Linked DNA regions of Homo sapiens: region 1 is linked to region 2. The links are chromatin loops, found by intact Hi-C in ENCODE. Cell type or tissue: dorsolateral prefrontal cortex. All regions are shown on one strand. Each heading gives the region's core, and the rest is flanking DNA. Links, peaks and the distances in the headings are about the cores only. Region 1 has its middle 8.9 kb from the start of WHRN. Region 2 holds the start of ATP6V1G1 (ATPase H+ transporting V1 subunit G1).

Region 1 (16,014 bases), core at 8,909-11,408, 76 kb after region 2:
CTCTTCAGAGATCTGGGTACCAGCTCTGTGTGGCCAGCCCTGCCTCTAAGTCGCTAGGTTCTGATAATCCCAATTTATTCCCTTCATTCCCCCAAATCTAGGGGTGGCCTTTGCTTAGGATTGGTCTTTCCTTCCTGCAGTTAACTCTTAGTGTTCCCTCACTGTTCTCTGTTGACTTTTCATTCCTCTAGTGCTCATGAAAACAATTTCCTATATTAAATTCTCTCTGTTAAAGTCACAGTATAGTTTCTGTTTTCCTGATGCTAATGTCCCAGATGGGAGCTCCAATAGGAGCCTGGGTCTTGGAGTAATGGTGCAGGGCAGGGTCTTAGCCAACCTGCAGTGAACATGTGGTCTGAGTGAGAAATAAATATTTGTGCTGTGACTCACCAAGATTTCTGGGGTCATTTTTTTAATGTGGCATAATCTAGCCTATTTTGATTAATACAGAAGTCACAAATGTCACATTCCCCAGCTGGGGCCATAAGAAGAGGATTCTCTCCCCATGCCAGTAGGCAGAGAGCAGCACCCAAGGCAAGCTATACTCTGACAATTTAAAAATACTCCAAAGTCTGGACACATTTTGCTGTGTTTGAGATTGAGTAAAAGAGGAAAAGAGCCTAGGGTTTAGTTGTGAATATTTTTATTTTGTAAAGAGTTCTTAAAAGTAAATAAAGACAAAGATTATTGTAGAAAAATGAACAAAGGTATATATGGAAAAATGCTTAATCTTTTCAGGAATCAAAAAACATTTTTTTAAAGAGTCAAGGTCTCGCTACGTTACCAGGCTGGCCTCAAAGTCCTGGGCTCAAATGATCCTCCCACCTCAGCCTCCTGAGTAGCTGGGACAGAAAACAAATGTTAAAGTCATGCATTACCAATATTATGGATTGAATTGCGTCTTCCTCTGCCAAAAAAAGAGAAAAAGGTATGTTGACATCCGAACCCCCAGTATCTTATTAGAATGTAACCTTATTTGGAAATATGGAAATAAGGTCATTGCAGATGCAGTTAGTTAAGATGAGGTCCTACTGGAGTAGAACTGGCCCCTAATCCAACAAAATGGGTTTCGTGTTTTTTATTTTTTGTTGATTTTTGTTTTTTTGTTTTTGAGAAGGAGTTTCACTCTCATCACCCAGGCTGGAGGGCAGTGGCTTGATCTTGGCTCACTGCAACCTCTGCCTCCCGGGTTCAAGCGATTCTCCTGCCTCAGCCTCCCAAGTAGCTGGGATTATAGGTATGTGCCACCACACCCAGCTAATTTTTGTATTTTTAGTAGAGACAGAGTTTCTCCATGTACGCCAGGCTGGGCTTGAACTCCTGACCTTGGGTGATCTGCCTGCCTCTGCCTCCCGAAGTGCTGGGATTACAGGCATGAGCCACCGTGCCTGGCCAATGGGTGTCTAATAAGAAGCTGGCCATGTGAAGACAGAGACACTCAGGGAGAAAGCCGAATGTCAATGAAGGCAGAGATTGGAGCAATGCAGCTGCAAGCCAAGGCACACGAAAGATTGCCAGCAAGCCACCAGAAGCTAGGAAGACACCTGAAGCCAGAAGGACACCAAGAATGATTTCCCTGCAGGTTTCAGAGGCAGGATGGCCCTGCTGATACCTTGAGTTTAGAATTCTAGCCTCCAGAACTGTGAATACATTTTCTGTTCTTTTCAGCACACAGTTTGTGATACTTTGTTACAGTAGCCCAAGGAAACACATACAACCAATTTTTTTGCTTTTCAAATTGGAAAAGAATAAAAAGAATAAGTTCCCCAGGGCTTAGCAGAATGTTCACAAGGAGTGGGTAATAGGCATTCTTACATACTCCTGATGGGAGACGCTACCTATGAAGTCTTTTTGATAGGTGCTGGCAAAAAGTATCAATAATAGCCTCTAGAAAAGAATATACTTTTGGCCAGCTACTATGTCTCTATGAATTTATCTGAAGAGTTAAGAAGACAAAAGATTGTTTATTATAGCTATGCTGACAATAAGAGAAAGTTAAAATATTGAAGTGTCTGATAACAGAGGATTGCTTAAAGAAATCATGGTAAATTCTAAATGGTCATTAAGAATGACGTAGATTTATTTGCATTGCCATAGAAAAAGACTGACCACATATTGTTGGTATGATAGAGAAATTCAAATTATATATAATATCTATATAATGATGATTCCATTTTTGTAGGGAAAGATGTATATATTTACATACCTACGTATATTAAAAAAAAAAAGTCCCCAGGGTTTGATAAAGTACTTAGCAATTGGTAGACACCCAATAAACCTTTACTGAATGTATATAGGAAAAATGAATTTTTCTTTATACTCACAGTTAACACTTCTGTGGCCCCAGATATGTGAGTTTTTTTCCCACACAGACGGATTCTCCAACACCAGCTGGGTGTCGTACGATACAATTAAATTCTGACACTATCTACCTGGAGTTAACACAAGCCCCACAAGTTAAGGGTGCAGTCTTACAAGACTGCCACCCACTTCAGACACCAATCACAAGTCCACGCCATCACCTGCGCTTCTGACCAACCAGCTGTATATCGGAGGTTCCTACAACCTCCTTCTTAGTTTTGATCTTTGCCAGGGCAGCTCACAGAACTCAGGGAAACATGTATTTATGCTTACCAGTTTATTATACTGGATGGTACAAAGGATATAGACAAATAGTGGAGGAAGAGGTACGCAAGTCAAGGTATGTGGGAAAGGGGTGCAGAGCTTCCACGTCTTCTGTGGGCTTGACACCCTTTGAGAACCTTCCTGTGTTCAGCAACCTAGAAGCTTTCTGGACCCCATAGTTCAGGGATTTTTTGGAGTTTTATCACATGGTAGATTATTAATTCAGTCTCCAGCTCCTCTTCCCTTCCTGGGGGATACGGGTAGGCAGTGTGAGGCTGAAAGTTCTGAGCTTCTAATCACGGTTTCATGTTTCTGGCGACCACCTCCATTCAGGAACCCACTAAGAGCTGCCTCATTAGAACAAAATATGCTTCTATCATCCAGGAAATTCCAAGGGATTAGCAGCTCTGTGTCAGGAATTGGGGTCAAAGACCAAAAAATATATTTCTTATTATAAATCACAATATCACACTGAATAAATGAATGGATAATTACATAAATAAAAGCTATACACCCAAAACGTTTGCATTTATTTTCTATAGTGGGGGGAATTAGGGGTGATCTTTTTCCAAAAAATGTGTTTTTATTCTTTTTGCATCTATTTACATCTATTTTCAAATTTTTGTACAATAAGCACACATTACTTCTATAATAAGAAGAAAAAAAGAAACTTGGAATTCTGTCAAATTCTGCCATCAACTTATTTTCTAACCTAGGACACCACAACCACCCTATCTTGCCTCAGAGTCCCCAGCAAGAAATGGAGAGTTGGTTGGATGACCCCCAGGAACCCCCCTCCCTTGGCTGGGTGGAGGAGAGGGCGGAGCTAAGGAAGGCTCTACAGTAGAGGGAACAGGAATGAAATGGAACTGGGAACAGAAAGATTCCCCATGAGCCAGCGAAAGTGTGCAGGCGAGGGAGCTGCAGTTCCTCAATCTTGTCAGGGCCTCAGAGTCCAAAGGGTGGAATAGACAGAGCTGCCCCAAAACTGTGAGTTTTCTGGGCCTGAAGCCACATCGCATCTGAATGCTGGTTGGTAGAAAGCTGACAAAGAAATGAAACCATCAATAACAACAAGGAAGAAACTGAAAGTAACACAAGCAGATGTTAGATTGAAAGGCCTCAAAAGGTTGACTCTTGAAGGCTATAAACTCTAAGACTTATTGCAGCCTTTTTGGAAAACAGTCTAGCAGTTCTTCAAATGGTTAACCATAGAGGTGTCTATGGTTATCAATGGTTAAACAGCTCAGCAGTTCTAATCCTAGGTATATAACTAAGAGGAATGAAAACATTTGTCTGCACAAGAACATATACATAAATATTCATAGCAGCATTATTCATAGTAGCCAAAAGGTGGAAACAACCCAAATGTCCATCAACTGATGAATAAACAAAATGTGGCAAAGACATATGATGGAATATTATTCAGCCATGAAAAAGAAACAAGTTCTGATACATACTACAACATGCATGAATCTTGAAGACATTATGCTAAGTGAAAGAGGCCAGTCACAGCCAGATGTAGTGGCTCATACCTGTAATCCCAGCACTTTGGGAGGCCAAGACAGGAGGATTGCTTGAGCCCAGGAATTCAAGACCAGTCGGGGCAATATAGCAAGACCTTGGCTCTACTAAGAGTAAAAAAATTAGTTGAATGTGGTGGTGCACACATGTAGCCCCAGCCACTCAAGGAGCTGAGGCGGGAGGACTGCCTGAGCCCAGAAGGTAGAGACTACAGTGAGCTAGTGAGCCATAATGGTGCCACTGTGCTCCAGCCTGGGTGACAGAGCAAGACCCTGTCTCAAAAAAAAAAAAAAAAAAAAAAAAGGAAAAGACCAGGCTCGGTGACTCACACCTGTAATCCCAGCACTTTGGGATCACTTGAGGTCAGGAGTTCTAGACCAGCCTGGCTAACATGGTGAAAAGCCATCTCTAATAAAAAAATTCAAAAATTAGCAGATGTGGTGGCAGGGGCCTGTAATCCTACCTACATGGGAGGCTGAGGCAGGAGAGTGGCTTGAATCTGAGAGGCAGAGTTTACAGTGAGCTGAGATTATGCCACTGCACTCCAGCCTGGGCTACAAAGCAAGACTCCATCTCAAAACAAACAAACAGAAACAGAAACAAAAACAAAACAAAACAAAACAAAAAAAACAAGCCAGTCACAAAAGGCTACATATTGAATCACTCCATTTGTATGAAATGTCCAGAATAAGCAAATCTCTAGACACAGTAAGTAAGTGGCATTTTAGGGCTGGGGGTTGATTATGGGGGATGATGGCTAGAGGGTATGGGGCTTCTTTTGGGGGTGATGAAAATGTTCTAGAATTGATTGCACAACTGGGAATATATCAAAAACCATATAACTATACACTTTAAGTGAGTAAATTGTATGGTACTTGAACAATACTCCAATAAAACTGTTACAAGGAAAAGAAAAGCAATTGAAGGCTGCGTTTTTCTAATTCATGTTATCAGTTCATCCTGCAGAAAGTGTGATTTCAGCTCCCATTTATTCGAGGCATCTCCTATCTCCCAGGCAAAGGTGTTAATTGTGACATCAATTGGATGACAAGGGATGTGTAGACCAATTGCTCCCGTAGCCCCAGCCAATTGCCAGCGAACTGACAGGCAAGTGAGTAAGGGCTTCCTAGATCATTCAGCTACCAGCTGAGCCTCCAACTGACCGCAGACCCATGAAAAAGCTCAGCTGACTCACAGAAGTGTGAGCTAAACCGGTGATGGTTAGACAGTGCATTTTGGGATGGTTTGTTACATAGCAGAAACCAACGGACACATGTCTGGTACAAATGTGTAAGAGTTTCCTCCAGGAAATATACCAAGATACGGAGCCACCAGGTCTAGAGTTGGCATTTTTTCAAGCCTACTAGATGCTGCCAAGCAGCTCTCCACAGTGGTCCTGCCAATTTATACTCCCACCAGCCCTGTAAGCACATTCCTTTTGCACCACAACCTTGCCAATACTTGGTAATGTCAGTTATTTTGATTTTGCCAATCTGGTATGTGCGAAATGGTATCTCAATGTTGTTTTAACTTGCAACTCTCTGATCACAAGTGAGGCTGAATATCATTTCTGAGGTTTACTGGTTGAATGAGGTTTCTGAAAAAAAAAAAAAAAAAAAAAAAAAAGAAGACCTTGGTCAGATCTGTGTTTCTGTGTTTCTCTCCCTTCTTGAACTGGCACACTCCCAGACACAAATTAGTCTTCACTTCCGGAGTCCCCTTCCCAACTATTTTACCTGCCTTCTCCTTAAGACTCAGTGCAGGCATTCACTCCTCCAGGAAGCTTTCCTGACTTCCAACCTCCACATTGGGTCAGGTGCTCCCTCTGTGCCCCATCTACCTTCCTCTATTGGAGCACCCACCTCATTGTATTGCAGTTGTCTAACTCTTCCTCTAGAGCAGGGATATTCAATAAAAGTTTGTTGTATGACTGGATGAAACCCAAGCTTTGCCTTTTAAAAGCTTAGCCTCCCAGCCTCAGTTTCCTCATCTGTTGAATGGGGATGATACAGGAATTCTTGGAGAATTGACATGAGTCTTAAATGAAGAAAGGAACATAATGTATCTGATAAAGTAAGCTCTCAGTAAATTGAAGCAAGTATTATTTAGAATAAGGAGGTCTCAATGTTTTTGGTCATGGACCACAGAATTTAGAAAAATGAAACATTGATACGCACACAAGCACAGATACGGTGCACAATTTCTGAGACGTCACAGGTGCTCTGAAGTCATGATCCCCACATTAAGAACCTGTAATCTATAGATATTTATAAATGTCAATTATTTTTACCTTTATGCCCACCATTAGCACCTAATAAATGTTCAGTAAGACAGTGCTGATGAATGAGTTAATTTTGTAAATGGATCAGCAGCCACCCCTGCCCCATGAAATTCCTCAGCCAGTGAGGCTCTTAGCCCATGGTCAGGCTTTCGTTGTCCATCACCTAAAAGGAAAGAGGACTCCCAGACAGTGGAGTGACCTTGGCTTTTTCTGACAAGCAAAAACAATGGCACAAAGCCTTTGCCACATGACCAGCAAAAGCTTCCACAGTCTCCCTGGGCCGGCCACCCTTCCTAACCTCCTCACAGTCCAGTAAAAAATCCTCATTTTCTCCAACTCCAAAATCAGATTCTGAAAGGCAACTGCAAACTCCTTCTTGCTACAGTGCCTTTTAATTAGACAACAAAAAGCCCTGGAGATCATACTGCTCCCTTGTAACGGTGTGTTCCAGAAAATTACTGCCATTGGATTAAATTAAAGAAAGGTTATTCAAGTGACTCGTTAGGCACATTCCAACAGTGTTAGGATAGCACCAGGGCTGTTGTTGCTGTTTTTGTTTTTTTGTTTTTTGTCATGCACAGAGCAAGGAACAAATGCACGTCCTTATGGAAGGTTTTTCATGACACAAACTAGTTCTCATAGAATAGTTAGGATAGGAGAGCCTGAGAAGTCGTGCCTGGAATTGGGACATAAAGATTTTCACCAATTGGAGCTGGAGGAGGAAGCATCTAACATTAGTTGGGAATATACATACTATTATGGGCTGAATTATGTCCTCCCTTACCTCATATTCATATGTGGAAGTCCTAATCCTGAGGACCTCAGAATGTAACTATATTTGGAGATAAGGCCTTTAAAGAGGTAGTTATGATGTTTTAGGGTGAGCCTTAATCCAATATGACTTATAAGAAGAGAAAATTTGGACACAGACATGGGCACATAAACAGGCAAAAGACCATGTGAAGACACAGGGAGAAGGCTGTCTACAAACCAAGGAGAGAGGGCTCAGAAGAAACCAACCCTGTTGACACCTTGATCTTGGACTTCAAGATTCTAGATTTGTGAGAAAATAAATGTCTGTTGTTTAAGTCACCCAGTCCATGGTATTTTGTTACGGCAGCCTGATATGGTTTGGATCTGTGTCCCCACCCAAACTTCATGTTCAATTGGAATCCCCAATGTTAGAGGTGGGGCCTGGTGGGAGGTGATTGGATCATCCGGGTGGATCCTTCGCAGATGGTTTAGTACTATCTCTTTGGTGCTGTTCTGGTGATAGAGTTCTCATGAGATCTGGGTGTTAAAAAGTGTGTAGCACTGGCCAGGTGCGGTGGCTCATGCCTGTAATCCCAGCACTTTGGGAGGCCAAGGCGGGCAGATTGCCTGAGCTCAGAAGTTCATGACCAGCCTGGACAACACGGTGAAACCCTGTCTCTACTGAAATACAAAAAAAATTAGCCGGGCATGGCGGCGTGTGCCTGTAGTCCCAGCTACTCACGAAGCTGAGGCAGGAGAATTGCTTGAACCCAGGAGAAGGAGGTTGCAGTGAGCCAAGATCACGCCACTGCACTCCAGCCTGGGCAACAGAGTGAGACTCCATCTCAAAAAAAAAAAAAAAATGTGTAGCAACTTCCCCCTCTCTCTCCCTCCTGCTCCAGCCATGTAAGATGTGCCTGCTGCCCCTTTGCTGTCCACCATGATTGTAAATTTCCCAAGGCCTCCCCAGAAGCAGAAGCCAGTATGCTTCTTGGGCAGCCTGTAAAACCATGAGCCAATTAAATCGCTTTTCTTTATAAATCACCCAGTCTCAGGTATTTCTTTATAGCAGTGCAAGAACAGACTAATACACAGCCCTAGCAAACTAACACACACACTGTATGCCAAATGAGTGCTTGGCATATATAACTGCATTTCCTCTTCACTGCATCCTCTGTTACCTTCATTGAATGACTGAGGAAACAGAACCAGAGGGGTCAGTCATTCAAGGTCTTTCAAGCTGGCAAGTGGCAGAACCAGGATTTAAACCCCCGGCAGTGTGACTCTGATGCCTGCCACATCTGCCAAACTGCATCAAACTGCAGTGAGGAGAAAAGGCAGTCATTGGCCTATATGGATTTTGACAGCCCCTTCCTACATAAACAGTCTGTGGTTTGGTACGCTGTGGTGGCTCAGACATATTTTTAGCAAGCTCTGATGTCTATCATGCTGTTGAAGAAGTGCTACTGTCACTGTGGATCTTTATGGAGTCCAAGTGCATCTATAAATCTTTCAGGGCTGTTAGAGAAGGTGCCTGATACTCCTCCAGGAAAAATCAGAACCTGCACCTGCCAGTTGATGGTTCTCCGTTGCTCTTAGAATAAGGTCAAAATTGCTTAGCCCAGCATTCCATGTCTGTCATAATCCACTTCCTCTACAGCCAAATCTCCGGCCATTTACTTGCTATGTTCAGTTATGCCGGACTTCCTTCGTTTCCTGAACATACTGCATTCTTTCTTGCTTCTGTGTCATCACTCACGCTGTTCCTCTGCCTAGAGTGTCCTTCCCACTTTGCCCACCTGGTGACCCTTTACTCACTCAGGTGTCATCCTTCAAGTGTTCCCTCTTTCAGAAAGTCTTTTTGACCTCTCCTGGAAGAATCTGTTGCTTCTTCCTCTGGTCACTTGTTATACTTTGACATTTTCTGTGTGATGGACACACCCTAAGGGGACCCCCCCCGCCCAGTGAGTCACACGCATGTGTATTCTCCTCCCATTCAGTGTAGACAGACAGGCTTCTAACCCATAGAATATAGTAAAGGTGATGGGATGGCCCTCCCTTGCTTAGGTTACTTTATGCATCTTTGCCACATAAAGTAGACTGAGTAGAGTTCAGCTCTTTCAGCCCACACGCAGTGCCTGGCACATAGTAGGCACTTGATATACTGTTGAATGAAAAAGGTGAATAGATCTTTAAGGTTCCACCTGGCTTTGAAAAAAAGACTATACTTTTAGGATGTTGAAACATCATTTACTGTGACCTTCATAGAAGGTCAATGAGAACAATGGGATGTTGTTCGTATGATTACAATATGTTGTACAAGGCATTATCTTAGCAGATAGAGAGACCCCCTTGTGGTTTTCGAGGTGTCAACTAACGTGGGTGGACCACATGGTGAAACGTGAGTAACTTCTTGAAATAGAGAGAGGCTTCCAGCCAACCGCCAGGAAAAAGGTGGGCCCTCAGTCATACTGTCACAGAGATGGACTCTGCCATTGATTGCATGCGTGGAAGTGGATCCTCCCCATGTGAAGATTTCAAATGAGAACAGAGCCCTGCCAACACCTTGATTGCAGCCCTGCAAGATCCTGAGCAGAGGAAACAGCTAACGATTGCCCTGACTCCTAACTCATGGAAACCAGGATGTAATAAATGCATATTGTTTAGGCAATCAAGTGAGTAACAATTTGTTACATAGCAACAGGTTACTAATACACTTTATTACAGCACACAGCCAGTATTATTCTTTATATGTTACTACCAATTAGATGAGAGCCATAAGAACAATGACTAGAGTTCAGTTTTTCAGCCCACACACAGTGCCTGGCACACAGTAGGCACTTGATAAACTGTTTGTCGAATGAAAAAGATGAATAGATCTTTAAGGTTCCACATGGCTTTGAAAAAAAGACTATAATTTTAGGATGTTGAAACGTCATTTACTGTGACCTTCATAGAAGGTCAATGAGAATATCATATTTCCAAAGAATGAAGAAGAATGCAGACAGAAAGCATTCTTCCGTAACAGTTATAGATTCTTTGACACAATTTGCCAAGTAGTTGGGCGTGCCGGGCCCTGTAAATGTAATAAAAATGTGTGTCGAGTGTCTTTGAAGATGGTCAAAGTCAAAAGCAAAAATCACCAACTGGCTGAAAGGCAGCTAGGACCATTAGCTGCTATTTGAAACCCAGAGACAAAGAGACATTAAGAGCCACAAACCAGTCAAAGGAAGAGTCATCAGTCAGCTGTGGAGCCAGGGACAGAATTCTCAATTTGTCTCAGCCCAGAACTCCCAGAAAACGTTTCATACCCCCCACCTCCTGTCCTCCTCTTCTTCCTTTCCCCTACCTCTTCCTCTGCTATAGAAACAAAAACATAATCCTTAGAGCAAGAGAGGCCTGCAGACCACCACCTCCAATCCCCTCATTGTACAAATGGGAAGGCTGAAGCTGGAGAGAATGAACTTGACCAACACTATACAGAGGGTCCGAGAACAGCATTACATTTTCATAATGCCCTGAAGGCTAAAGTTAAAAACAAAACAAAGAAAAAAGCTTCCTTAAGGATCAGTGAGAAAATGAGGCAATTCCATGGAAAGTGAGACATCTCACTATTAAAAAAATGTTTGATGGGAGCTATATAGAAAGGCAAAGCAAAGGAGCGATTTTCTCAAAGTACCATACTTCTTATAACCAGCCCAGAGCTGCCCCTTGTTCCATGTTCCCACCTTTTCCAAGTTTCCATTAAGCACTTCCTAGCCACTGTGCAATGTGCTTTACGTGTGTTCTCTTCATTAACCTTCCATCCACCCCCTTTAAGCTCTTTTTTTTGTGGGGAGATGGAGTAGTCTCACTCTGTCGCCAGGCTGGAGTGCAGTGGCGTGATCTCCGCTCACTACAACCTCTGACTTCCTGGTTCAAGTGATTCTCCTGCCTCGGCCTCCTGAGTAGCTGGGATTACAGGCACGTGCCACTATACCCGGCTAATTTTTGTATTTTTAGTAGAGACGAGGTTTCTCCATGTTGGTCAGGCTGGTCTCGAACTCCCAATCTCAGGTGATCCACCCGCCTTGGCTTCCCGAAGTGCTGGGATTACGGGCGTGAGCCAGCACACCCGGCCAAGCTCTTTTTTTTTTTTAATAGATGAAAAAACTGAGGCTCAGGGAGATTATTCGATTCCTCCAAGGTTAATAAGCAGGGATTATTTAACCAAGTCCATCTGCAGTACTGACCATAGTGCTCTGATGCTGAAATGGGTTGGAGGCTGAGGCTCAGATAAGAGGATGCCAGCTGGGAAGCCTTGCCTGGGACCCTTACCTCACACCTCACAGGGCTTGCATCCAGTCACCCATCATCACATTTGATGCACACAATGAGACAGCTCCTGACCATCAGCTCCAGGAGGGCAGGGACCATGGCGGTCTTGCTCCTGCTGAATCCCCAGAATGTAGTCTGGCAGAGCAGAGGGACCTAAGTACCATCTGAATGAATGAAAGGAATGAATGCATGAATGGATGCCCCAGTGAACCATGCTGATGTGTACATGGCAAGGATGATTTTGCTAGGGGCTTCTCTAATCAGAACAGAGCTGGTGTTGGAGTGAGTGTCCCAGTGTAACCAATACCTAATCCCCTGATTTAAGACGCTCTTAACAGACTTCGTAGCAATTGGATTACAGCACGACATGCCTGATAAGGTCGCTTCCACTGCTCTGCCTCTTTCCAGCCCACAAATCAGCTCCCTGCAACTTATTTTTGCTATCATAATAGTCTGCTATTTCCCCCAAAGCTGTATAAGAGAAATTGGCATCAGTTCCACCTGTCTTACTATAAGATGTAGTGAGAGCAGACTTTGGAGAAACAACTCATAGCTTGGACACTTAGTTTCCTCATCTGTACAGTGGTGGTAATAATAGTATTCTTTTCACAGGATTCTGGGGATTAAGAGAAACAATGCCTATAAAGTGCTTAGCCCTCTGCAATCACTCAACACATTTTCCTGGAGGAAAAGGCCTGGGACAGGCACCACTGGCTACCGGCAGGGCTATGGGCAAGACAGCAACCTTCTCTGGCCCCTGAGCGTCCCATATGTAATACAAGAATGGGAGAGGGAGGAGTCTAAGGAACCATTCAGCAAATACTTGCTGAGGATCTACTGTGGGCTCATCCTTGGGCTGAACACTGGGCACAGAGAGATAAAGGAGCTGTGGCTTCGCCCTTGAGGTGCTCTTGTGTGGTAAGAGCTTTGAGAAGTGTGTCAAGCATTGTAGGAGCACCTGGTATGTGCAAGTCATATTGAAAAACACTTTCCATATAAGAGCAAAATCAATATTTGCAATAACACTGATGACAGCACAACTGTCCTTGTTTTAGAGGTAAGGGAATTCAGGTACAAAAAAGCCCTCCGTGATTTGCCCAAGGTCACAAAGGTTGTGAATAGCAGAGATGGGATTTGAACCTGGAGATCAACTCTGTGCTCTAACTCCCTTTCTTGCACAAACATAATACGATTCTCCATAATGATGAGACAGACTCAGGAGATTACACTTAGGCCAAGATAAATACCGGTATCTCTCCTCTTTTCCCGATATTTTTGTGCTTTCTCTTTTTCTCGCCTTTCTTTTATCTCCCTGCACTTCCATCAATATTGTCTGCATTATCTACTACTCATAGAGGCGACTGCTTCTCTTTTCGTTGCTGATATCATTCCCACTGACATTGCAAGGAAGAGGAAGGTTGTGGTCCTGGAGCAGAAGTGATAACTCCAGTTGCTAACATCCTTTCTCCAGGGATCCCAGAGCTGGAAAAGGTTCCTTATGACACCCGGCATTAGACAACCTTGAGCCTCTTCTTCCTCCTGCTATCAGGCTAAGAACCCTGAGGCATCCCCAGATCCTCTCCATCTCTCCCAGTGACATCTTCTTGACTAAACCCCTGTTCATTCCTTCCACCACAAAATGTCAGCTTATGAAACAGGAATCGTTCATATGTAGCTTGTTTTTAACCTTTGATATTCCCAGCCAAATTTTCTAGAGAAAGAGTGACCCTCATACCATTCCCATCCATGGGAAAATGTGGTCCTCATACCAGCCCCAGCAGAGATACTGAGACAGTTCAGCATTTCTGAGCCAAACATTGGGGGGATCGCACAGCACAGGGGTTCAAAGTAGGAGCTCTGCGGCCAGACTGTTTGGGTTCAAATCCCAACTCTTCCATTCACTACTTCTGTAAATTTGGGTATGGTTACTTCCCTATGTCTCAATGTCCTGTCTGTTTCACCAGGAGCATGATGATGATGGTGGTGATGATGATGGTATCTCCCTTACAGAGTAGTGGGAGGACACAATGAGTTAAAATACAAGCGTCTAAAACAGTTTGACACTCAATAAACATTAGCTTTATTTTTCTGTATGTCCCATGGCAAAGGCACCTCAAATTCATCTCCATTGCTTTTAAAGGTACATTCCAGCAGATAAAGGGAAAGGAGAGACACTTCCAATGACTATGAAATATTTATTAGCAAAAGACTTTTTAAGATTGACATAACAAAGAGGGAAAATAACTCTATGTTACTCCATGAGTTGCAACATGTTTTCATTTGCTGCACAGAACATGAAACATACAGGTTGCAGTTGTCTTCTGGGGAGGCAGGATGTTGGGGAGGCAGGACGTTTGGGAGCCTTATTTTACAAATGAAAGGTGAAGCCACTTGCTGTGGGGTCACACAACTAGTTAAAGGGAAGCTCTGAGACTGGAATAATGGTTTTCTGCCTGGTATCCAGAGTGCAGCTCAACTTCTTGGTTAAAATCAACACATAGGAACTAAACCACTGGCCTGCTGTGGTGACTTACATCTGTAATTCCAGCACCCTGGGAGGCCAAGGTGGATGGATTGCTTAACCCCAGGAGTTCGAGACCAGCCTGGGCAACATGGTGAAATCCTGTCTTCATGAAAAATACAAAAAATTAGCCAGGCATTGCAGTGCCAGCTAACCAGGAGGCTGAGGTGGGAGGATACTGTGCCTGGTAGTGGAGGCTGCAGTGAGCCATGATCATGCCACTGTACTGCAGCCTGGGTGACAGAATGAGACCGTCTAGAAAAAAAAAGAAAAAGAAAAACGCCCAACACAATTTATTCTTCTTCCTTCTGTCTTTTCAACTGCTCCAGTGTGTTCAAGTTTCCAGGAACATTCCTAAGGGAAGGGAAGGGCATTCACTGGCCAGAGCTGGGGAGCGTTAATGAACAATTAAAAGTGGCTTTGGTGAAGAAAGCAAACGGAAGCCTGCTGCATGCATGGGAGAATAATATTTTCCCTCTGAAGAGGGCAGTATGCAACCAAGGGCAAGTTGTGTACTCAGGTTTTTCTCCCAGGTCTTGCAGTGCAGCCCTCAGAAGCTGAAGCATTTATTTCCAAGAGCTTATTTCTGAATGACAAACATCTTCATACATGAAATAGGATTCTGGAGGTTTGAGCACAGTTACACACTGCCTCTTGCCTGAGGGGACACAGTGCAAACTGATACTAAGGTGGTTATGTAAGATGGATGGAAGAAACTCCAACGATTTCTTTTTCTATCATCTGCCCTCCCAAACCGTCCTCTATGAAATTAAACAACAGCACAGCATTTCAGACGGTCTCTGATGTTTGCAGAAGAAAGTGTTTCTTTTTCTACTAAGACTGCATGCAGCCTGGTTTCTGCTGCCTAAAGCAAAACACCTTCTTGAAAACATCCTTTGCACAGAAATAAAATGTTGGGACTGGGGATCTTAGCTCCTGGGATGCATTTATCAAACCAATCACAGTAATTATAATTAAAACAAACTAAGTGAGAGCTGAGCATGAAACACATTAGCAGGAAACCTGAACTGCATACAATTAAGCCCTGCTTGGTGGCATTTTGAGGTATGTCATTAATACATTTTTGGGGTGGAGAAGATTGATTTTTTTTCCTTAAACATCTTGGTCTAGTTGCATGAAAGGCTTCAACAACAGTTACAAAGGAGGAATAAGGATAGACACCATTAACTGCTAAGATTAGAGCTTTAAGACAGATGGCCAAAGGTAGCCTAATTGGCTATTTTTTAAAAAATCTTCCTCAGACACACTGTTAAATATGTTTATTGGGCATTAATTTAACCTATGTCTGTTTTAGGGAAGTAAAGAATTGAAGATCTTTAGGGAAAACACAGCTTCCATTCCTAGCCTCAATGCATTAAGTCAGCAGTGTTGAAAACCTTTCCACTCTTCCCCATTGTCTAGAGGAGAAAGTCCGTTTTCCTTACAGGTTCTTCATTCAGGTGTCGCCTCTTCAGTAAAGTCCTTACCATATTCTCCTCTCCTAAACCTGGGCTCCCTCGCCATTACAACAGGTATCACACTGGTTTTTAACTCTATTTATTTGATCTTTCTCCCCTGGGTCTCCAGCACCCAGCACATGACCCAGCACAGAGCAGATGCTTCAAAAACGTTGAATGAAAAGCGACCAAATAAATAAATAAATAAATAAATAAATAAATAAATAAATAAATGAATGATCTATCCTTCTGGGTCCACCACAAACCAAATCCTCCAGGTAATCCTCCATCTTGCCCTACCCTGGATAGATGTCAGCTGGCTCTGCAATGGAAATTCTGGAAGACTTTTACGAAAAATACATAGAAGAGTAGCTTAGGAGAGGCAGCTCAGGTTGGAAGGGATGTGTGTGAGGTAGGGTGTGTGTGTGTATGTGTGTGTGTGTGTGTGTAGCACTATGAAGCTCCCCATTAGAATAAAAGCACAGGATTTTACTTAAATCTTATTTGGGGGATTGGGTGGGTGACGACCGACTCCA
Region 2 (14,973 bases), core at 1-2,500:
ACATCATGCTGCTTCTGAGGGACCACAACGATTCAGTATAGCTGGAGGAAAGCACCAGGCCTGACCCACAAGAGCCTCCCCAACTTCATTAAGGAATTTGAGCTTTCTTCTGCAGGAACTAAACGTCTGACTACAAAGGCGGTAGGGAAATCATATCTGCACTTATTTATTTATTTTGTTCCTTACCAGCAGGAAGTCACATATTTGCATTTTAGAAGGATGACTGATTGCAGAGAGGAGAATGGATTGACTGGAGGGGACCAGAACGGGTTCTTCCACTCCCCAGTCTAGATTAAACTCACCTGTTAAATTCTTTAGCAACCTTACATTTCTCCACTCCAGCCCTCATCTCTCCTGCAATTAATTAACTGACCCAATACCTGCTTCCTTCACTGCGACACTGAATGCCACGTTAGGGGAGACAACTGATGCACTGGGCACTGCGCTTGCCACATATTAGACAGAAACACACACACACACACACACACACACACACTGCGCTTGCCACATGTTAGAAACACACACACACTGCGCTTGCCACATATCAGAAACACACACACGCACACACGCCAACGATTTAGACAACTACAGTACCTTTAGAGAAACTGGTGTCCTGGACTAAGACGCTGGTAGTAGACATGGGGGAAAAAGTGAAAGATACGCAAGCCTTGGCGACTGACTAAATGAGGGAGGGAGAAGAGGCAAGCAGGACTCCAGGTTTCTAGACCAAGCAACTGTGTGGATGCTGGCTCCCTTCACCGAGACTGACCACCCCAGAGCGGTTAAGTGGGAGAGAAGAAGAACAAAGAGCTCCGTTTGGAGAGCCCATTTCACATGCCTCCAGGCCCCAAGGACGGTAACCCATTATTGTTTCCACGCCCAATTTACCATCTCACATCGTGGCTTCCAGGCGATCCGCAAGCCTTCCAGAGCCTCAGCTCCTCAAAGCTTCGAAACACACAACCTTCCGCGACTATACGCACGCCCGCACCCCGCAGTTTTTCGGGCCTAATCTACCCACCACCTGAGGCCCAGCGGTCTTTCTTCGACTCGCGCCACGCCGGGCAGCCCCACCCTGAAACTCACTTTTGCGGGCCTCGGACACCTTCTCGGCTGCCCGCTTCTCGGCCTGCAGCAGCTGCTGAATCCCCTGAGACTGACTAGCCATGGCGGCAGCGATTCTGAGAGCAAGGCAAGCGGCCTAAGGCACCTCGAAGGCCCCTTGGGTCAGCTGACACAGCCGCCCACAATCTGCGCTTGCTCCTTGCGCCTGCGCTTCGCCCCCGTTGTCACGTGACCGCACAGCGTAGCATCAGCTGACCGCTCTTGAACTTCTGTGATTCGGCAGAAATGGGGCGGGGCGGGGCTGAGGAGAAAGGAGCGGAGCTCCTCGACTGCGCCTGTGCAGTCTACTGCGCAGTACTGCCCTCTACTCCTCTGTCCGCTCCCTGGCCTCTTTTAATGGCTACCCTGTCGCTGGTTCACTCTGTAGCCGCCCTGCCACGTATAGTGTCTGTTTGCAGTATGCTCAACGTCAAGAGAGGAGGGGCCAAGTCAAATCACTTTCCTCCTACTCTCCACACTGCTCTACTCACTCCCTTTCTGGGACTTTCTTTGGCACTCAAAATTTTATCGGGGTAGTTCAGGAAGATTCTTGCCAGTTCCGGGGATAGAGTCTTGGGTTGCCAGTTAGGAGACTCGGGATCAAGTCTGCCGCTAACCTGTGTGATTTTGGACAGGTCGCTATCCTTTTCTGAACCCGAGTTCAGGAATGGACTGGACTGTTTCCCATAAATATTTGATGAAAGCCTGCTGTGATCCTAGTCCACTGTTGATATTGAGGACATAGCAGAGAGCAGGGCAAACAAGGTCCCGGCGGAGCTCACAGTTTATGGACACAGACAGATTAATTAAAATAAATAGACAATTACAAACTGTGATAAAGTCATGAAGGAAAAATGCAGGGTGCCGTAAGAAGGAACCTTTAGTAAGGGGAGAGGAATATGGAGGTGTCTCTGAATGCTGTACCAAGGAAGTGGTGTTTAAGATCTGAAGGCCAGGCGCAGTGGCTCACGAGCCTGTAATCCCAGCACTTTGAGAGGCCGAGGCGGGTGGATCACTTCAGGTGAGGAGTTCGAGACCAGCCTGGCCGACGTGGTGAAACCCCGTCTTTACTAAAAATACAAAAATTAGCCGGGCGTGGTGGCGCGCGCCTGTAATCGCAGCTACTCAGTAGGCTGAGGCACGAGAATCGCTTGAACCCGGGAGGCGGAGGCTGCAGTGAGCCGAGATCGTGACGCTGCACTGCAGCCAGGGCGACAGAGCAAGACTGTCTCAAAAAAATTAAAATTAAAAAATTAAAATAGGCCAATCGCGGTGGCTCACGCCTATAATCCCAGCACTTTGGGAGGCTGAGGCCGGCGGATCACGAGATCAGGAATTTGAGACCAGCCTGACCAATGTGGTGAAACCTGGTCTCTACTAAAAATACAAAAATCCGGGCATGGTGGCGCGCGCCTGTAATCCCAGCTACTCAGGAGGCTGAGGTAGGAGAATCGCCTGAACCTGGGAGCTGAGGTTGCAGTGAGCCGAGATCGTGTCACTACACTCCAGCCTGGGTGACAGAGCAGACTCCATCTCAAAAATAAATAAGTAAATAAATAATAAAAATTCTCAAAAAATAAAATAAGATCTGAAGAATAAGAAGTTACCCAGGAAAGGATAGTGGGGGATGGAGGCGGTGGGAGATGATTAGGGGAAAAGGACCAGCGTGTGCGGAGTTGGGGAGGGGGTCAACTTGGCACGGAGACATCTCCCCATCCACCGTGAATAGGGAAATAGGAAGCCATGGTTTGAGTTTACAGTATGACGGGCCCTTGTCATCGCTTCACTCACTCCTCACATTAACTTTGATACTGTTACTAATTCCATTTTATATTGACCAAACTGAAGCTCAGAGAGTCGCAAAGTCTCTGAGCCAAAAGTCATGCCCCTATTAACACACAGACAGGGTATTTGAATCCAGTCAGGGCTGCAGAGTAAAACCTCTGAGCTACTGCTTTTCTGCCGGAATCCTCTGGGCTGAGGAAAGGACCAGGTGACCTCTTAGAGTCCACTGAGTGCTGAGAACATAAAATAATGCCAGAATTTTTCTTGATACAAAGATTCTTCACTCCAGGAGCTGGATTCATGGCTCAGGACATTTTCATTTGATTGACGTGGTGGGGTTGGAAAGAACAGAATTTCTATCCTTTTCTGATGTGAGAAACAGGACTGGAAAGAGTTTTGAAGATAAAACAGAATAGAGCACATGGGCCCACATGTCTCCTGCCTGAGTTACTATATTCCTTAAAGGATAAATTACACTAATCCTTGCCTCTTTTACACATAAGATAACATCTGACAGAGTTAGTGATTATACTTCTGCAAATGTACCTTATTTCTTTTTCTTTTTTCTTTTTTTTTTTTTCTTTAGATATTCTGTAGCCCAGGCTGGAGTGCAGTGGCGCGATTTCGGCTCACTGCAACCTCCGCCTCCCGGGTTCAAGCGATTCTCCTGCCTCAGCCTCTCGAGTACCTGGGATTACAGGTGCCTACCACTGTGCCTGGCTAATTTTTTTTGTAGTTTTAGTAGAGATGGGGTTTCCCCATCTTGGCCAAGCTGGTCTTAAACTCCTGACCTCGTGATCCACCAGCTTCGGCCTTCCAAAGTGCTGGGATTACAGGTGTGAGCCACCCCGACCAGCCAGTTAAAGTACATTTTAATAAAGAAATAAAGGCTGGGCGTGGTGGCTCACACCTGTAATCCTAGCACTTTGGGAGGCTGAGGCGGGTGGATCACAAGGTAAGGAGTTCCAGACCAGCCTGGCCAACATGGTGAAACCCCATCTCTACTAGCAATACAAAAATTAGCTGGGCATGGTGGCACATGCCTGTAGACCCAGCTACTCGGGAGGCTGAAGCAGAAGGATCCCTTGATGCCAGGAATTAGAGGCTGTAGTGCACTATGATTGCCCCTGTAAATGGCCACTGCACTCCAGCATGGGCAATGCAGGGAGGCCCCATCTGTATAAACAAAAGGAGAACAAAAGAAAGAAACCACAGTTCACTCAGTCAATCAATGGAAGACAGCAATACACACTTCTAGAGGTGGCATGAAGATTAAAAGAGATGATGGTACCCCAAAACTGGAAACAACCCAAATGTCCATCTACTGATGAGTAGATAAAATGTAGCATATTCATACAATAGAATAGTATTTGGTTATAAAAAGGAAATAAAGCTACAACGTGGATGAAACTTGGTAATATGCTAAATGAAAAAAGCCAGGCACAAAAGACTACATATTATACAGTTCCGTTTATAGGAACAATCCAGAATAGGCAAATAGACACAGAAAATAGATTAGTGGTTAACCAGGGGCTGAGGGGAGAGGAATGGGGGAGTGACTGCTAATTGGCATGGGTTTTCTTTTTCGGGTGATGGAAACATTCTGGAATTAGTGGTGACAGTTTCATACCCTTGTGAATATACAGTAAACAAAAACAAAAACAAACCCGGCCGGGCACGGTGGCTCACACCTGTAATCCCAGCACCTTGGGAGTCTGAGTCGGGTGGATCACCTGAGGTCGGGAGTTTGAGATCAGCCTGACCAACATGGAGAAACCCCATCTCTACTAAAAATACAAAATTAGGTGGGCATGGTGGTGCATACCTGTAATCCCAGCTACTTGGGAGGCTGAGGCAAGAGAATGGCTTTAACCTGGGAGGCGGAGGTTGCAGTGAGCCGAGATCACACCATTGCACTCCAGCCTGGGCAACAAGAGCGAAACTCCTTCTCCAAAGAAAAAAAAAAAAAAAGCAACACTGAATTGCATACTTTAAAAGTACAGTATGTGAATTATACCTCTATAAAGGTGTTATTAGAGAGAGATGATGACAGATGTAAAGCCCTTGCAATTTCTAGTCTGCAGTAAGAGCCAGGAAATGGAAGCTGTTATTTTTATCTGGCTAGGGGGTGATTGTTTGAATTACAAATGTGGTGCTCCACTTAACAAAAGCCTTCACATTAGGGTTCCTCTAACAGTCCAGTCCCTCAAACCATCTAAATATCTACAAATTCCAGAATTCTTTTTGCTTGTAGCATTTCAAAAGTTTATTGTGTAAAGAGAAAAAAATCAGACAATCCCGCCTCTGAAATTTTTAGACTGGTTTGGATTTTCCGATGATCTGAGTGGGTGTTTGTTGTCAGAACTCATGTACCCTGGGGAGGTGTCCCACAATAACTAGGAAATAAAGGTGAAGCCATTGCCCTCTGAGAGAAAGTTTTGAGCCAGTAGGGTAGATTCAGACAGTCGTCTGAAGGAAACAGAGTGGATCTCAGGCCTTGCTGCCCTGACCAAGGAATGTATTAGCATATCAAAGAAAGGAGTGTTTCCATTCTGAGAAGTAGTTATTCAAACACAGGCTGGAAACAAGGAGAAGCAGCAAGGGTGTTCTTCACACACCCCAGCTCAGCTAGAACTAAGGTAGGTGGAGCCTCTCACTACCTTGGGTAAGAAAGCCAGGTGGCCCGAGTTCAAATCCCTAGCCCTGTAATTTAGCAAATGGAACCACTCTGTGGGTTCAACTCCTCGTATGTTAAAAATGAAGTTAGCCGGCCAAGGTGGGTGGATAGCTTGAGCCCAGAAGTTTAAGACCAGCCTGGGCAACATAGTGAGACCTCTTCTCTACAAAAAATTCAAAAAATTAGCCAGGCATGGTGGCACATGCCTGTGGTCCCAGGTACTCCAGAGGCTGAGGCAGAAGGATTGCTTGAGCCTAGGAGTTGAGGGCTGCAGTGAGCTGTGATCACGCCATTGTACTCTAGCCTGGGTGACAAAGTGAGACCCTGTCTCAAAAAAAAAAAAAATGAAGCTAATAATAGTATAATAATGTTATTGTGAGGATTAAATCAGTTAACACATGTAACTAGCTTACAATGTACTCACTGCTCACAAGAATTTAGATATCTGGACCCCATGTTGACACAAGAATAATACAGGGCAGTGGCAGGAGAATAGAAGATTCTAGGCAGGCTGGGGACGGTGGTTCATGCCTGTAATCCCAGCACTTTGGGAGGCCGAGGAGGGTGGATAAACTGAGGTCAGGTGTTCGAGGCCAGCCTGGCCAACATAGCGAAACCTCGTCTCTACTAAAAATACAAAAATTAGCTGGGCATGGTGGCATGTGCCCGTAATCCCAGCTACTAGTGGGGCGAGGCAAGAGAATCACTTGAATCTGGGAGACGGAGGTTGCAGTGAGCCGAGATCATGCCAGTGCACTCTAGCCTGGGCAAAAGAGTAAGACTCAGTCTCAAAAAAAAAAAAAAGGAAAATTCTAGGCAGCAGATTCATATGACTAATAAAAGGCAACTTTTGAAATGGATGCATAAGCTAGGGGTTGATAAAACCCTGAAAAATCAGAGTATAGGCCAAGCTGGCTAAGTTCGACTGGACCCAATCTGGGGCTGAATTTGACCTAGGTTTCTCCTAGGACCTCATTATACGCTCATTAACATACCAAATCATACACCCACCAGCACCTGGACAGTCCCAGGAACACCCATATTTGGTGTAAAAATGGGCGGCAACAAGGCTGGGCGCGGTGGCTCATGCCTGTAATCCCAGCACTTTGGGAGGCCGAGGTGGGGGGATCACAAGGTCAGGAGATCGAGACCATCCTGTGAATGGTGAAACCCCGTCTCTACTAAAAATACAAAACATTAGCCGGGCGTGGTGGCAGGCGCCTGTAGTCCCAGCTACTCGGGAGGCTGAGGCAGGAGAATGGCGTGAACCCGGGAGGCGGAGCTTGCAGTGAGACGAGATCGCGCCACTACACTCCAGCCTGGGTGACAGAGCGAGACTCCGTCTCAAAAAAAAAAAAAAAAAAAATGGGCAGCAACAGTTCTGAGAAATCTTCACCTTTTTCCAGGAACCTTCATGAATATTCTGCCCCTTGGCTAAGGAAACCCATAAAGATAGAAACCCCAAACCCGATGGCATAGCTCTCTGTCTTGAGAACACCTGCACCTCCCTTTCTTGAGTGTGTACTCTGCACTTTGCAATAAATCTCAGTACTTTCACTATTTTTCTGCTAGTCCTTGAATTCCTTCTCATGACAGTGACAAAACCTGGACACCAGCAGGGGTCGAGTTCCCACTGGCTTTTGGGGACTTCACCACAGAAGATAAGAAATGACCTAGTGTATCTGGTCAATGAAAGGTCACCTTAGACAAGGGGACTCCTTCCAGAGACTCTGCAGTGCCACTGCAAATGGTGGGATAGGCTGTTTACTGCATAAGGAGGCAAGACTGGGCTAAATTCCAGCCCATACCCGGACCATTTGACCCAGAAGGAGCATCTTTTTAATTTTATTTTTTAAATTAATTTATTTATTTTTTAATTTTTAAGACAGAGTCTTGCTCTGTCACCCAGGCTGGAGTGCTGTGGCGTGATCTCTGCTCACTGCAACCTCCACCTCACAGATTCAAGCAATTCTCATGCCTTAGCCTCCCAAGTAGCTGGGATTACAAGTGTAAACCATCACATCTGGCTAATTTTTGTATTTTTAGTAGAGACGGGTTTTGCCATGTTGGCCAGGCTGGTCTTGAACTCCTGGGCTCAAGCGATCCTCTCGCCTCGGCCTCCCAAAGAGCTGGGATTGCAGTGGTGAGCCACCATGACTGGCTCGTCTATAATTTTTACTTAACAGTAATTATCTTCCATATAAATCAAGGGAGAGGAAGGGTTAGCTATGCATTAATTCTCAACATCCATTAATTCTCAACATCCTGTCCACCTAAAGAAAGAAACTAAGGCAAAATTAATACAGAGAATTTATTTGGGCAGAGTTTGAGGACTCCAGCCCAGGACACACTTCCAAGTTGACTGGGAGAGTGCTTTGTTTGGCCTTTGTTATTAAACAGGGTTTTAAAAGCAAGAAGTGGGCTGATGCAAAGTTGTTTGACAGGAATTCTCACTGGTTTACAGAGATGACATTGGTTAGCAACTGGCTATGTTAGTAGCGGTGAATCAGTGAATCTGTAGGGTTCTGCAGCAACCTCAATTCTTGCCTCATCAGAAGAAAGAATTTGACCCAGGGGCATAAGGCAAAGTGAGAGACTGAGGCAAGTTTTAGAGCAGGAGTGAAAGTTTATTAAAAAGCTTTAGAGTGGGAATGAAAGGAAGGAAAGTCCACTTGGAAGAGGGCCAAGTGGGTGACTTGAGAGATCAAATGTGTAGTTTGACCTTTGACTTGAGGTTTTATATGTTGGCATTTTTCTGGGGTCTTGCATTACTTCTCTCCTGATTCTTCTTCCCTTGGAGTGGGCTGTCCGCATGTACAGTGGCCTGCCAGCATTTCAGAGGGGCTGCGTGCGCAGCGTGTTTACGGGAGTTATATGCATGCTCACTTGAGGCATTCTTCCCTTAGTCAAATACTCTTAGAAGGTCATATACCAGTTAAACTCTGCCATTTTGCCTCTTAGTGTGAATGTCTGAGCCCACTCACCCAACTTGGAAGGCTGTTCATCACTAGTATCTGGTTTTTCTAACTACTGGGAGACTGCCTTTCCCTGGCACTAGGTGTGACAAGTGGCGTGATCTTGGCTCACTGCAGCTTTGACCACCTGGGCTTAAGCCATCTTCCCACCTTAACTTCCTGATTAGCTGGAACTACAGGTGTGCACCACCACACCCAGCTAATTTTTGTATTTTTTGTAGAGACGTACTTTTGTCATATTGCCCAGGCTGGTCTCAAACTCCTGGACACAAGGGATCTACCTGCCTTGGCCTCCCAAAGTGCTGGGATACAGGCATGAGCCACCATGCCCAACCAAGTGATTGGTTAACATCAGTTTACCTCAGTTTACTTTTTTGTTAAGGATTAAAGCAGAGAGAACTTCATTATCATGCCAATTGAAACTGGCCTGTTCAGGAAGTTAGGCTGTTATCTCTCTCTTGATTTATGGGAAGGTCAGATAACAAATTAGTTTTGGTTTGGTGGCATGGAAACCTCAGCCTGAGTGATTCCATTTTGATTTTTAGTCTGGTCTGCTGGGGCCTAGTACAGAAGCTTAGACCAAAAGAATGGCTATGTATATATATAGTTTACCATATGATCGAGCCACTGCAGTCTAGTCTTCTCATGTGTGCCTGACTAGCTACTATAACAGCTAGACATCGTTGAGCTATAGGGTATGGGATATGGCATCCAGCATATGGCATTTGGTGACTACTTGGCATCAGTTGATCTAGAGACTATGTAGCAAGTGGCTTCAAGAGGTAATTGTGGCTGGGTGTGGTGGCTCACACTTGCAATCCCAGCACTTTGGGAGGACGAGGCAAGAGGATCGCTTGAGCTCAGGAATTTGAGACCAGCCTGGCCAACATGGCAAAACACATCTCTACTAAAAATACAAAAATTAGCCAGGTGTGGTGGTGCACACCTGCAATCCCAGCTACTTGGGAGGCTGAGGCACGAGAATCACTTCAATCTGGGAGGCGGAGGTTGCGGTGAGCGGAAATAATGCCACTGTGCCCCAGCCTGGGTGACAGAGCAAGATTCTGTCTCAAAAATTTTTTAAAATTAAAAAATTAAAATGGATCACGAGGTCAGGAGATCGAGACCATCCTAGCTAACACAGTGAAATCCCATCTCTACTAAAAATAGAAAAAATTAGCCAGACGTGGTGGCGGGCACCTGTAGTCCCAGCTACTCGGGAGGCTGAGGCAGGAGAATGGCGTGAACCTGGTAGGCGGAGCTTGCAGTGAGCCGAGATCGCGCCACTGGCCTCCAGCCTGGGCGACAGAGCAAGACTCCGTCTCAAAAAAAAAAAAATTTAAAAAGATGCACCTTCTGGGCCAAATGGTCACAGTATGGGCTGGATTTTAGCCCAGTCTTGCCTCCAGTCTTGCACTCTAGCCTGAGCAACAGAGCAAAACTCTGTCTCTCTAAAAAAATAAAATAAAAAGTAGAAGTCTAAAAATTGTTTTTAAATTAAAAAAAAAACAGGAAAAGGAAATTTAAAAAACAATCACTTATTTCTCTATAGTTCTGTTTCCTTGTGCCTGCCTTGCAGAGGAGAACTTTGAAATGACCAATCCGCCAGGCGCGGTGGCTCACACCTGTAATCCCAGCACTTTGGAAGTCCGAGGTGGGTGGATCACGAGGTCAGGAGACTCTGCTCGGCTCATTGGAACACTTATTCTATTTTATGGAATGAAGTGTTTAATTTATTTAGGATATTTAAAGATATTTAAATTTAAGATATTTAAACTCTTAGGTTGGGTGCAGTGACTCATGCCTGTAAACCCAGCACTTTGGGAGGCCAAAGCAGGCGGATCACCTGAGGTCAGGCATTTGAGACCAGCCTGGCCAACATGGCAAAACCCCATCTCTACTGAAAATATAAAAAAATTAGCCGGGCATGGTGGTGTGCGCCTGTAATCCTAGCTACTCAGGAGGCTGAGGCAAGAGAATCACTTGAACCCGGGAGGCGGAGGTTACAGTGAGCTGAGATGGTGCCACTGCACTCCAGCCTGGGTGACAGAGCAGGACTCTGTCTCAAAAAAAAAAAAATTATTACAGATATTGTTTAATATTATATTTATATTATGTAAATAATATATTTAACATTTAAACACAATATATGTATATAATAATATTTATTATATTTCAAGCGCTCGATAGCTACATATATATACATATATGCATACAATAGAACATTCTGCTAAGTGAAATGAGCCAGTCACAAAAGGACAAATACTGTATTAATCCATTTATAAGAGGTTCCTAGCATTGTCAAACTTATAGAGACAGAAAGTAGAATGGTGGTTGCCAGGAGCAAGGCGGGTGATGGGGGAGTAGGGAAGAAAGGAATCAGGGGTTGTTTAATATGTAGACAGTTTCTGTTCTGTAAGATGAAAATGTTCTGGAGTTTAATCCCACAACTATATGAATGCAGTTAATGTTACTGAACTGTACACTTAAAAATGGTCAGGATGATAACTTTTATATTATATTTTACTACAATTAAAAATAAAACATTGTTAAAACAAAAAAAATCTATTTTACTTTTTCTCTTTACTTTTAAAAATGTGCCCAACAGGAAAATTTATTACTACTCATGTGGTATGCATTATATTTCTGTTGATGCTACTCTAGAAAACAGAATTTTGATATCCAAGGGTTTTTTAACAAAGTAACTTGATCATGAGAAATAAAAATAAAATCCTAAACCTCCCAGCCAACTGAATGGGCCCCCTCTTGGCCAACCGGATCCCAGAAAATCTTTAAATGCTGAGCTCCCAGTCATGTTGGGACAGGAGGTCAGACACACCTCAGGAGGCCCCTTCCTTACTAACCTCAGCCAGAATTCTTTCCTAAGGAATAAGCAGAGAGCAGCTCTAGAAAACAAGAAACAGATGAGGCGTGGTGGCTCACACCTGTAATCTCAGCACTTTGGGAGGCTTAGCTGGGAGGATTGCTTGAGCTCAGGAGTTCATGACCAGCCTGGGCAACATAGTGAGATCCTGTCTCTACAGAAAAATTTTAAAAATAACATTAATACAGAAAAAAAGGAAACAAGAAACAAAGAATTCATTCCTTTATCACCTCTAGTCAATCACCTGAGGCCGTGACCAGACTCCCCGTCTCTTTTGCAGTTTCCACACAGCAACTGACCAGCACTCCTTCCTGTTAAGAGGTCACCAACCATAGAGCAGTTCTGGGCAGGGTATAGAGGCTGCAGTGAGGGACAGTGAGCTCTGTGTCCTCTGCTTCACCTTTTGACATCAGAGGGCTGAAAACACCTCCCTCAGATCATGCTAATGTCGCAGTTTTTGGAACATGCAACCCATGAAGAGGCATGAAGTTCAATTGTACATGTGCATGTTTCTTGTTTCATAAATATTCATGAGTCCTTCTATAGCTTACTGCGTATGTATACTCAGCCAACCAGCTCAGCATAAATTTCTGTTTTACACTTCCCATTCTTTTTTTTTTTGAAGACAGAGTCACGGTCTGTCACCAGGCTGGCATGCAATGGTATGATCTCAGCTCACTGCAACCTCTGCCTCCTGGATTCAAGCGATTCTCCTGCCTCAGCCTCTTGAGTAGCTGGGACTACAGGCATGCACCACTATGCCCAGCTAATTTTTGTATTTTTTAATAGAGACAGCGTTTCACCATGTTGGCCAGGAGGGTCTCGATCTCTTGACCCCGTGATCCACCCGCCTCAGCCTCCCAAAGTGCTGGGATTACAGGCGTGAGCCACTGCACCGGCCTCTACACTTCCCATTCTTGAAGCTCCTGTTCCCCATCTTCTGTCACAGGCTATGCTTCCCAACCTGTCAGAATGGCCACCTTGTGGATCACCTGAGGTTAGGAGTTCGAGACCAGCCTGGCCAACATGGTGAAACTTCGTCTCTACTAAAAATACAAAAATTAGCCAGGCGTGGTGGCGGGTGCCTGTAATCCCAGCTACTGGGGAGGCTGAGGCAGGAGAATCGCTTGAACCTGGGAGGCACAGGTTGCAGTGAGCTGAGATCGCCCCATTGCCCCACTGCACTCCAGCCTGGGCAACAAGCACGAAACTCCGTCACAAAAAGAAAAAAAAAGAATGGCCCAACTTGCAGGCTGCAACCCTTTATGAGAAATAGAACCCTGCCTTCGAAATTTGTGACCCTCATCACTCTTCAGGTGACAATATAGACTGAAGAATGAGGAAGAGGTAACTAACCAAGCTTGAGGTGTCCACATTGGGGTAGGGTTTGAGGTTAGGAGGGTTGGAGAGCTTTTGAGGCAGAAAGAACAACTTGAGTAAAAGCCCTGAGGCAAAAGAGAGAATGGAGTGTTCCAGAAAGAGCAGTGAAGCTGGAGTGCACAGACAGAGGGGAAGAAGGCCCTGAGGTGAGGCCGGAGAAGTAGGCAGGGGCCAGCTCAGTGGGGCCTGGAGGCCTTGCTAAGGACTTTGGCCTTTATCTCAAAGCAATGGGGGCCAGGTGCAGTGGCTCACACTGCTAATCACAACACTTTGGGAGGCTGAGGTGGGCAGATACCTGAAGTCAGGAGGTGAGACCAGCCTGGCCAATATGATGAAATATGTCTCTACTAAAAATACAAAAATTAGCTGGGTATGGTGGCAGGCGCCTGTAATCCCAGCTGCTTAGGAAGCCAAGGCAGGAGAATTGCTTGAACCCGAGAGGTGGAGGTTGCAGTGAGCCAAGATAGTGCCACGCACTCCAGACTGGGCAACAGAGTGAGGCTCCATCATAAACAAATAAATAAATAAAGTAAATAAATCAAGCAAGCAAGCAAGCAATGGGAGGGCAGCAGGAGAATGGCAGGAATGCCTTTTAAGAGATTGCTCTTTCTGGCATCTCCGATGCAGGGAGCCAGAGCCTATGTGTGTGTGCCCCTTTTTGTTTAATTTTCACACTTTTTTCATGAGATTAACAACGTTGAACTTTACCTAAGCCCTATGCTCCTGGAAAACGGCAAGAGTTAAGACATCTCCCAACCTTTTGTTTTTCACACTCCCCTCATCCTTTTGTGTTCCTGGAAATTGCTTACCTGTAAGAACCACTGGCTCCTCCCATTAATTAATTAATTAATTATTTCTTTTTCTTCTATGTTTGTTTTTTGTTTTTGTTTTTGTTTTGAGACAGGGTCTCACTTTGTTGCCCAGGCTGGAGTGCAGTGGTGCATTCATAGCTCACTGTAGGCTCTACCTCCCAGGATCAAGTAATCCTCCCACCTCTGCCCCCAAGTAGCTGGGACACCTGGCTAACTTTTTAATTTTTTGTAGAGATGGAGGTCTCTCTTTTTTTTTTTTTTTTTTTTTGAGATGGAGTTTCACTCTTGTCACCCAGCCTGGAGTGCAGTGGAGCGATCTCGGCTGGCTGCAACCTGCAACCTCTGCTTCCTGGGTTGAAGCGATTCTCCTGCCTCAGCCTTCTGAATAGCTGGGATTACAGGTGTGTGCCACCATGCCCAGCTAATTTTTGTATTTTTAGTAGAGATGTGGTTTCACCATGCTGGCCAAGCTGGTCTCAAACTCCTGACCTCAGGTGATTTGCCCACCTTGGAACTACCAAAGTGCTGGGATTACAGGTGTGAGCCACTGCTCCAGGCTCCACTAATTTAGATAAGACTCCCTTCTATAGGATTCACAGATGACTTCCAGGTATTTGTGACAAGGTCAAATGCAGACCCTTCAACTTCGAGTTCCTTTTTTCATGAGCAATTAAGATTAGAATTGCCTGTCCCCCTGAAACTAGAGACAAAAGTAAACATTTTCTGTTCAGCTGGTAGAGACTTCCCCTGATTGCAAAACCATTCTAACTGTTCCTTATGCAACTGTGACTTGCCCATTCCTAACTATAAAGGTCTAAGGCAAAGCTACTTTGCCAGAATACTTTGATCTTCACATCTAGATGGCTCTCCCTATTGCAATAGCCTTAATAAAATCTTATCCTTAATTTTCCTATGCATTTTGTCTCTTTTTTTTTTTTTTGAGGCAGTCTCTCTCTGTCACCCAGGCTGGAGTGCAGTGGAGCAATCTTGGCTCGCTGCAACCTCTGCTTCCCAGGTTCAAACAATTCTCCTGCCTCAGCCTCCCGAGTAGCTGGGATTGCAAGTGCCCGCCACCATGCCCACCTAATTTTTATATTTTTAGTAGAGACGGGGTTTCACCATGTTGATCAGGCTGGTCTCGATCTCTTGACTTCGTGATTTGCCCACCTCGGCCTCCCAAAGTGCTGGGGTTACAGGCATGAGCCACCGCATCTGGCCCTCATAAGTCTATTTTTAAAAATTTATCCTTTACTTGGTCACTTCCCCCCTTCAAATATCACAGGTTTTCTTTTAATTTTTTTCTCAAAGTATAAACAGTATGAAATATAAACAAGCTTTTGCATTGCACATGTAGAG

The links. Peaks named below come from ENCODE experiments on the same cell type or tissue, not always from the same donor. Only the 100,000 strongest peaks of a DNase experiment are listed, where the experiment ranks them.
Region 1: it touches region 2 in a loop (4-fold over the local background); 36 of 110 quality-filtered maps call a loop at or near these places.

The regions. Positions count from the first base shown.
Region 1 is chr9:114,506,391-114,522,404 of GRCh38, reverse strand. No RefSeq gene overlaps it. Among named protein-coding and RNA genes, the nearest start is that of WHRN, 8.9 kb to the right of the region's middle. RefSeq lists an enhancer at 3,641-3,810 and a silencer at 8,323-8,524. In dorsolateral prefrontal cortex, for the core only: no CTCF peak of the experiment used is centred there; no DNase peak of the experiment used is centred there; H3K27ac peaks cover 372 bases.
Region 2 is chr9:114,574,034-114,589,006 of GRCh38, reverse strand. ATP6V1G1 (ATPase H+ transporting V1 subunit G1) reads right to left here and starts at 1,238. Exons shown (of 3, transcript NM_004888.4): 1 at 1,087-1,238. The coding sequence starts at 1,168. RefSeq lists enhancers at 803-1,312, 1,423-1,502, 1,141-1,959, 1,960-2,779, 5,291-5,795. In dorsolateral prefrontal cortex, for the core only: CTCF peaks have their summits at 1,192 and 1,395; DNase peaks (open chromatin) are centred at 1,286 and 2,181; H3K4me3 peaks cover 2,074 bases; H3K27ac peaks cover 2,036 bases.